Regions from separate parts of the Homo sapiens genome. Here region 2 is linked to region 1. A link is a contact called in ENCODE Hi-C or POLR2A ChIA-PET data. All regions are on one chromosome and are shown on one strand. The core of a region is the stretch at or near the end of the contact, and the rest is flanking DNA. Distances in the headings are between cores, read along the strand shown. Region 1 has its middle 94 kb from the start of CBSLR. Region 2 has its middle 39 kb from the start of HMCN1.

Region 1 (4,523 bases), core at 571-3,070:
TATTACTATAACATATGCATTTCCCTTATTAGAAATTCTTTGTATAAAGATATGCCATTATTCACTCAAACTCCCTCCTATTGTGGTAGATTTAGGTTATCTGGGGAAACTGCAATATCTCAAGGCACGCACCACCACACCTGTCTAAGTTTTTATATTTTTAGTAGAGAGGGGGTTTCACCTTGTTGGCCAGGCTTGCACCTTAGCATTAATGGTTTTAGATTCTTTTCTCCCTTTTTTAGTTTATTGAGCATCTACCCAAGTAAAAATATACCAAACATGAATAAAGGGAAGTCCCTGTCTCAAAACAGACAGAGCTATCAATAATTAATTGCGCCGGGCATGGTGGCTCACGCCTGTAATCCCAGCAAGTTGGGAGGCTGAAGCAGGTGGATTACCTGAGGTCAGGAGTTTAGGACCAGCCTGTCCAACATGGTAAAACCCCATCTCTACTAAAAAAAATACAAAAATTAGCTGGGCATGGTGGTGGGCGCCTGTAATCCCAGCTACTTGGGAGACTGAGTCAGGAAAATTGCTTGAACCCAGGAGGCGGAGGTTGCAGTGAGCCAAGATTGTGCCATTGCACTCCAGCCTGGGCAACAAGAGTGAAACTCATCTCAAATAAATAAATAAATGAATAAATGCATGAAATATGATGAGAACTTGAAAAAAGGTATGGTCACATGCCACACAACGTTTTGGTCAACAATGGACTGCATATACATCAGTGGTCCCATAAGACTGTAATCTTTTCTATGCTTAGACACACAAATTCCACCAGAGAGTGTCCTTACCATAGAGTGTAAGGACACTCTATGTTGTTCTCACAACAACAAAATTGCCTAATAATGCATGTCCCGAACATATCCCTGTCATTACATGATAATGTATATCAAAAGCTGTATACACAAAAAGCTCTGGCAACAAAAAGAGAGAAGGTTGACAGCTCAGGGGAGTGGTCCGAGGAAATTTCATGGAGTAAACATTTGAGGATTTGGGGACTTCTTGTTTGCTTGTTAATTGCTTCTTTTTAAAATATTAAGACTTAATTTTGAAAATATTTGCAAGAAGAAACTTTTAAGAATCTTTCCCCATCTAAATTCCCAGAACAGAGTACCTCTGCTGTGTGGAAACCAGCCAGGCCACACCTTGGTTGTGCAACAACTGAAGGCTTCCTGACTTTTCTCTGAGAGCAGGTTTGGATGGGAGGGAAAGAGTATAGGGACACCTGGGGCCTGAAGGGTGGATCAAGAAAGACACCAGGACAAGTGCCAGCATGACAGGCCAGAACAATCCTGACTTCTTCCTTGTCTGGCTGGGATGAGCCCTGCCACTCCCATGCTCTTCAATGCCTTGTTTTGCATTTCCGTGTCCCACATGCAGCACAGTGACACCCACTGACTGTGCTTTCTGGTTCTTAACGTATGCATGTCTTGTGTTCTTCTAGTAAGTTCCTGGAGTTTAGTGGAGACAGAAATAACATAACCGTGTTAAGCCCGTGGGGCTGGGTTCCACGCCAACTCCACTACTGACCGTGGGCTCTCTGTGAACCTGGGTTAACCCCAGCTCCCTCAGTGCTCTCATTTCTGCCCAAGCAACCTTGCTATTCTCCTCTCTTTGTCTGTAGACATAGCCACAGGCAGGTGATGAATGTGTCCCTCTGACCACACTAACCCTACAGATTCTTCACCTCAGATCTGCTTCTTGCTTTTATACGGCACTTTGAACTTGACATTTGCTCATGCTCCCTTAAAAAAACTTTAAGATGGTCAATTTAATTGAGAACAAATATCTAAAGGATTGATCATGAAATAATTCAACCTGCCAATTAGCCTCAAGGACCCCGTGGCATTTTATCAAACGCAAATATCCCTATAGCAACTATTTTTAGACATCAGACTGGCAGAACTGATAGACTTAGTGTGTGGGAAGGTAAAAGTAAAAGAAGATTGAAAACAATTGGTGCAATTTAGAAGAAAGATTTCCTTTCTCTGCTTAGGGCACAGCCTTCTGCGAGGCATCCAAGACTTTTGTTTTAAGTTCCTCCTGCAGCATCAAGAAAGCTTCGTGTCTATCTCCACATGCCTCTCAGAAATAACCCGAACTTAGCTGTTCATCAAAAATTCCACTGGTTCCTGTTTTGAAAGTGGCCTGGGAGGTGATATACACAAGGTATCAAGACAACACATACATGGCTGGTTCTAAAACAAAGAAACACCTCTGGGAAGAATCTCCCCTCCCCCCGGCCCGCCCCTCAAAAAATATTTAGAATAGAGGATAAAATTTCTCATAAAATTTCTCTCCCACAACTTCTGGGGGAAACAGCAGTGGTTGGCCAGATTTTAAATTTTGGTTTGAAGCCCTCTTATATCCACATGAAAATGCTTGCCCCAACCCTACCCCCCTCACAAAAAAGAATTGAATCTACTTGAACATCATTTGCTGACATTTCCAATCTCCTAATTCAGAGAGACCTGTTCAGAATAGATACTACCTACTACATTAGAGGATTTATAGAACATAATGTTACCTCTGCAGGAAAAAAAAACTAAATATCACACAATTCAGATAATTCATTCAGCCATTTCTCAACTTCTCTCATCATATAATAAAGAAAAGCATGAAATTAGCATTTTATTCTTACCAGTAATCACTAACATTTATTGAGCACTTACTATATTATGGATTATACTTAGTCCTTTTCAGTTTTAGCTCATTTAATCACAGTAACCCTACTGAGTACTATTATTACCCCCACTTTATAGATGGGGAAGCTAAAACTTAGATATATAGCCAGTAAGTCATAGAGCCAAGTTTTGTCACATAGTCAAGGTCAGAGAACTAGAAAGTGGCAGAGAGGGAATGCAAACAACCCATAAGAGAAATTCCAAAGCTCAGCCTCTGAGCCACTGCACTAGAAGAATCTGGTAGCATGAAAAACCTTGAATATATTTGGATTTAGGATGATATTTATTTACAGTTTGACCTTGAAAAGAATGAACTGGGAACTCCCTGGTAATACCCAAGACCTCCTAAATGTAGAGTGCTTTTAACCCTGTTACCACGTGCGTCTTGTATGGGAGACAAGAAATGACCTTCTGGGCAGCAGGGGAAAGTGTTCACTCAAAAGTGGCAAGAAATACTTGAAAACTAGATTCTTATTTTTGTTTTAAGAAGTACTAAGCAAAACAACCAATAAAAAGGGAAATGAGACATGTTAGCATTTGAATCTGCTCTCTTAACTGCTCTAATTCTGTGCCTCTGTGCATTATTAATATTTGGATGCATGCAATGCCGGCATGGAAATTGGTCTTCACACACCGTGGTTTTCCAGAAACACTCACAAACCAATACATGTAACAGACATTCCATTTGTTAATGGGCACATATGTGAAAAGCAGTATAGAAAAGAGGCTAATGTTAGAAAATTGTTAAGTCCTTAACTTCAAGTGTGTTTATATAATGGACACTGTTAATGTTCACAACTTAAATTTGGGTATGTGGTCAAAATAATGCTTGGGAAACATTTTATTAAAATTGAGTTAAATTGTTAAAAAAATGGAAGAAAGGAATATTTGAAAACTAACAAAATGAGGAAACAGTCACACATTGGTTTAACTGCAGAAGGCTGATATTAATTAGAGTCATTTGTGTGTTGTGTTTACATTTATTGTGCAACATGACATCAGACTGCACAGATTTTAGGCATTTGTTGTACATGGTTTTGTTTTACAGCACCAAGGTCTTCACACTGAACCTCTCAGACCACATGTGAGATGGCTAAAGAGAAAGCCTTGTCCAGTCCTTAGGCAACACCCCTGTCTTGTCACACAGAATTACCCAGTGTCCAGATATAACCAAACTGATTACACCAGGAGACAGACAAGGCATCTGACTAGGACACACATTAACTGAAAGGCATAGTTTGTGGGATTTTGAAAGCTTAAACAGGGAGAACAAAGAGATATTGTTCCAGGGCTTGATACTGGCCCCAGGCACTTGATATTAAACATGTGGAAGTTAGAGGTAATAAGAGAGACCTTCAAAAAGTGTACAGGAACACATTAAGTGCTTAGTAATCTTTAGGAAACTCTGATGCCCAAGACTTGCTTTATTACCAGGGAAGAGAAAGAAAGTCATAGGGTCTTGGCTTAGAAGGGAGTTTGGACTGAAGAGCAGTTGGGCTGAACATCTGAGCCTATTGAGAAAGAGTATGCTTCAGGGGGCAAGAGGGAAGAGAAAGGGAACACTCCCAAGAGTCCGTGTTAGAATCATCACAAGGTTGTCATTTGTGCTTAGAAGAGTGTTTGTTATGTTTATCTGAGATTTATTATAGAAGAAGAATATTGCCAATGCACCAACATCTAAGTTATTTATGGATAGCTAAGAAGCCAAGCATTCTGCCTTTGGTTCTTACATTTATCACTGACTCATTGTTTTATTCCTGGGAAAGCTATTTAATCTCTATCACTCAAATGCATCCATCAGTAAACTGTGGGGAAGATAATAGCCTCAGCCTACAT
Region 2 (4,985 bases), core at 2,062-4,561, 280 kb before region 1:
TTTTGGAAGGCCAAGACAGGAGGATTGTTCACTTGAGGCCAGAAGTTTGAGGCCAGCCTGAGCAACACAGAGAGACTCCATCTTCACAAAACCAAAAACAAAAAAATTAGCCAAGTGTGGTAGCACGTGCCTACAGTACTAGCTACTTGAGAGACTAAGGAGGGGGATCACTTGAGCCCAGGAGTTCAAGGCTGCAGTGAGCTATGATAGCCCCATTGCCACCAGCCTGGGTGACAGAGCAAGACCTCATCAAAAAAGAAAAAGAAAAAGTTTTCAAATGAACAGTCTTAAGTACTCAAATAAGACTGACTCAATAATCAAATCAATAAAAATAACATGAAATGTAGCCAAGATAATTTTACAATTTTTAAATGACAGCACACATATTTAAAATCAGTAAGAATAAATACAATCATCCCATATTTATATTACAATATGTTGACAGTCCTTAAGAGGGTACTTCAACAGTGATTTGTTTAACTGGCAAACATTTATTTAAACTCTTTTAAATGCCAGGCACTATGCTAGGTGCTAGAAATGCAAACAAACAAGACATGGCCCTAAGGGACTTAAAGATGTAATGGGTGAGACAGTCATTCACTTGGCAAATATTTATTTATTGAGCCAGGCACTCTTGTGAGGGCTGAGAAATAAGAGTGAAAAACACAAGCATAATCACTATGTGTGGTGTTTACATGGTAGGGGGGAAGGCAGATGATACATGAAACACATAAGAAAAAGGTATAGTATGTGGGATAAAGCTAAGAAAGTAAAGTAGTGAAGTAGGATTGGAAGTGTAGGAAGAGTGTTGCAATTTTAGATGTGTGGCCAGAAAGAAGTATGAGTTTTGACTAACCCTGAAGGAGGGAGGGAGCACACCATGTGGGTGTATGGAAGGAGAGTACTCCAAGCCGACTGAGCTGTAATTCAAAGGCCTTTCTGTACCAAGACCATTGAGAAGGCCATGTAGCTGCAGCAGAAGGAGGACGGGTGGTAGAGGAGTTGAGGTTGGAGCGGTAACACAGGCCAGTTAGAGCAGGTCTTGATGGCCACCATGAGAACTTAAGCTTTTCCTCTGAGTGACGGAAAATCCCTGTTTTTAAGCAGGGGAATAACAGTAATCTGATTCATGTTCTAATAGGATAAAGCTGGTTGCTATGAAAGGAAATTACAAGTTGTTAGATTCTGAGTCTGTTTGTAAGGTGGAGTCACCAATATTTGCTATTGAATGTAAAAAAAAAAAGATAATATATAAGCAAATGAACATAATAAAATATTATTGTGCTTTGTAACTAAATTCTGTAAATCAAGACTTATATAAATCCAAAGAGCTCTAGAGTTGATTCACACACAGCACACCAGGCCCACTCTTGCAGAACTTCATGCTGGAACTACATGTTCTTTAAGCTACACAGAGCACTGCTGTATACCCAGCGGACATCATATAGCTTTTCTATATTGTGATGAGGAAACTTGGAAAATGAAGTCACAGGATGTTATAGTTGAAAACTGTCTTCTTTTCTTGGACCAAGGTAAACCCCACGTTGGGGTAGTTCTTCTTTTCTTTTTTTAAAAACCACATGATGGTAGGTAAATGTTGGAGTATTTCTTACAGATTTCCCCAGCGTTCTGAAGTTGTAAGTTCTAAACCCATATGTTCCCTTCATTCAAGTTTACTAAAGATACACTAATGAGGTTCCTCCTATTAGCCCCTTCTGTACTAGCACTAACCCAAAAGATGGTCTCTGAAAGTCTCTTCAATCCTTAAGAAACCCAAAACTAATTTTTCAAGGTAGTTGAACAAAAAGTGGTAAACAAGGGTCTCAGAGAGAAAACATTCTGAAGTGCACTGAATCTGAATTATAAATTTCTAAATATCCAATCATAAGTCTCAAGTTATTTTCAGACAATGTTCATCCATTCTACCTTTCTTTTTGAAAGAATCTATAAGCCAGGATCATAAAATCACAAGAATTTACATTTTAAACATGTAACCACAAGGTGGAGATCTAAAGCAAAGATTAGTTTTCACAGCAGGGCTCAATTTAGAATCCAGAACTTCTTATCTAAGGTTAGAGTTGTACCTATCCTCAAGAAATTGACTTATTATTTTAAGCTAGAAGAAAACACAGTGCTTATATATCAGTATTATTTTATATAGATTAGAAACATATATGGCATACAAGTATTTGAGGAAGGTTTAAGCAGTACTATGTCAGACAGCAAAGTGGAGACATCGATCATATTAGAAATGTCAAGTTTTAAATCTAAAGTAGGAAGAACACTATTGTTACCTCACTTGATCATGAGTACATTTAACAAAGGCTAATGTGATTATTTTAGTCCAAATATATGGTTTATATTGAACAACTAATCCTTTAACCTGACAGCACTACCAGACTAGTGGTTCTAAAGATTCTAAACCGAATGAATCTTTTTTTTTTTTACTTCATTGGTATGTGGTAATGGGACTGACTTACCAAGTTAGACCCTGGTGACAGCCGAAAACTCTCACCTTCTTTTTAGATGAGTGGGTTTTATCAGTTTCCCTGATTATACACCAAACACATTTGTTTAATTCACAAACTATCCTCCAGGTTTGCTCATCTAGAAGTTTCATTATTTTAAAAAAATCCATTTCTTTTGCTTTCTTTCACTGTCAATAAGTATTCTTTCCTATAGAAACAAACAACAATCGAAACAGAAAATCTAAGCTAAATAACAGATAGAAAACATGGTACGATCTTTTCTCTCGGCTTCTTCTACTTCCAGGTGCCTTTACTTATCTTAAGAGATCATAAAACAGAAGTTAATTAAATTAACTACCCTCTTCCCCAACCCACAACCTCAGCTGAAATTCCTGGCAGCAAACGAATGCCTTAAAGTTCCTCTGTTATTTTTTATTGTAATGAAAGAACTCATTTGTGGAAACTGTATATCCTCTTAGCTTACTCAGATTCTAAGGCCTTCAATCTTCAATTTATTAAGAATTTTGATCACCTATACCTTAGAAAATTGAAAGGGAAGGCAAGCACAAACTCAAGTATTGTTGCTTTCAGCTATTAGGTGGGAATTTCCCCTCATTCCTCAGCTCTGATTGATCTCATCTCAGTCACCTGCCTGTGTTACAAGTCGTGAAGGAGAGCTCCAAGTTGCTTATTTACATAACGATCAAAGTTTGGGACCTGCACTTAAGAGACCTTTGATCCTGTACACCTTGATTTAGAAATCAAATTGGGACTCTAACAAGAAACATTTGTCCCTTCCGCTGCTTTCTGGTCTCAGCGAGGCCGGAAATACCAAGAGAGGACTTCGCAGTAGTTTAGAACTTCCGCTTCCTGTTCTGGACGAAAGCAGAAGTGGAGAAACATGAAAATGTTAACCAAGAAGCACAATATCCTTTTGCAGACCACCAAAACATTGAAGTTAAATTTAGTTCAAATGTTGCCTGTTTACTTAACCAGTGTAAGTTTATGTGACACCATATTAAACCAAAACAACATCTGTAGAAATAGCCCGGGCGACGTTGAGAGACCCTATCTCTAAAAACAAAGCAAACAAATAAAAATCTATCCTTGAACCGGGTGCAGTGACACAGGCCTGTAGTTTCAGCTACTAGGGGGCTGAGGCGGGAGGATTGGGAGTCCCAGCCCAGCCTGTGCAAAAATAGCAACACCGGCTCAAAACAAAAATGTGTAGGAAGCTTTCAGATCACCATGACTGATTTGCAGAGGAACCTGAGAGAGTGAGAAACATTATCCAGAAGTGATTCCTGGAGTGCAAGTAGGATGGTTGGGCCAGATGATCAGTTACTAGCTTAGATGGCAATAGGGGCTGTTCAATTTTTCATTTTTCTAGGTAGTTGTACTCAAATTTTGTATGCATCAGAATCACACGGAGGGCTCCTTAAAATGCAAATTGCTGTACCCATCCCACCCTCACCCCCCAGTTTCTAATTTTAGTAAATTTGGTGTTGGGTCAGAAAATTAACATTTCTAGTAAATTCCTAGGTGTTGCTGATTCTGCTGATCTGAAGACTACATTTGGAGAACCACTGCTCTAAGTAATTTGCCTGTGAAAATGGGAAAACATCTTAAACTTTATCAAATGTTGGGATCTCATTTTAAAGAGGAAATAAGACAAAAGAGTTAGGAGCATAGGGTTTAGAATCAGCAACACTTGGGATTTGAATCTGGATCTGTCCAAAGCCATGAGTCTGGGCAAATTGCTTAACCTCCCTGAACCACAGTTTCCTTATCTAGAATGTGAAATAATAATCATATCTGTCGCTGAGAACCAAATAAAGTATTCTATGTAGGTGTCTGGCATATGGTACCCCATAAATGATTATTATTTTTAAGATTACAGACAGTATTAGAAAAAATGGTCATATGTAGGCAATACTTTCTGAGATCTAGTGATGGGAGAAAGTTTAGTCAAAATACAATCTGTATTTGTTTTGGATTTAGATTAAATGAAAAGAGATTGATACAGCTTAAAGAACAATCTTTGTCCTTTCAAATAAATAACTCTCATAAGATCCCTGGTTCTTTCTTGAAACCTATCCCTGATTCCCATTTCTTTATTGCCATTTTAAAGTTTATTCTAACATTTATTTCTTTATTCTGTCCCTTGCTGCTTTATTTCTCTATGCTGCTATTTACACCAAAAAAAAAAAAAAAAAAAAAAAACACTAAACTTTTTCTTCTAGCAATTTTCTTCTAGCAAGAAGAAAAAGTAGTGGAGTTAACACTTTCCAGTTACCACCAAATCAGAATTTGAACACAAAGAATAACTAATCAACTGAAAAAAAGAATAAAATTAACAACACCTGTTGTTAACTAAACTGATGATATTTAAATTAATGTATACTGCCCAATTTCATTGTTAATGAGACATCTGTGCATTTTCACCAAAGTAATAGTATATTGCATCCCAAAGCAAAGTCAGAACTAGAAGAAAGTGAACAGCAATTCTCCATCTCT

The links. Hi-C counts contacts between places; a loop is a spot of excess contacts on that map. ChIA-PET counts read pairs that join two places held with the same protein, here RNA polymerase II (POLR2A). Pooled maps may share reads with other maps.
Region 2: a loop to region 1 is called in a pooled map, with 2.0 times the contacts of the local background. The contact joins two enhancer-like sites. A Hi-C loop is called at or near these places in 6 of 168 maps with a recorded cell type or tissue (adrenal gland, heart left ventricle and heart right ventricle) and 5 of 50 pooled maps. POLR2A ChIA-PET finds 5 or more read pairs at or near these places in 1 of 52 experiments (CD8-positive, alpha-beta memory T cell).

Annotation. Positions count from the first base shown.
Region 1 is chr1:185,409,653-185,414,175 of GRCh38, reverse strand. No RefSeq gene overlaps it. Among named protein-coding and RNA genes, the nearest start is that of CBSLR, 94 kb to the right of the region's middle. Within about 2 kb of position 1,820, at least 2 of the 41 ENCODE cell types and tissues checked have a DNase peak (open chromatin) inside an H3K27ac peak, as active enhancers do.
Region 2 is chr1:185,692,522-185,697,506 of GRCh38, reverse strand. No RefSeq gene overlaps it. Among named protein-coding and RNA genes, the nearest start is that of HMCN1, 39 kb to the left of the region's middle. RefSeq lists an enhancer at 2,858-3,359. Within about 2 kb of position 3,311, at least 10 of the 41 ENCODE cell types and tissues checked have a DNase peak (open chromatin) inside an H3K27ac peak, as active enhancers do.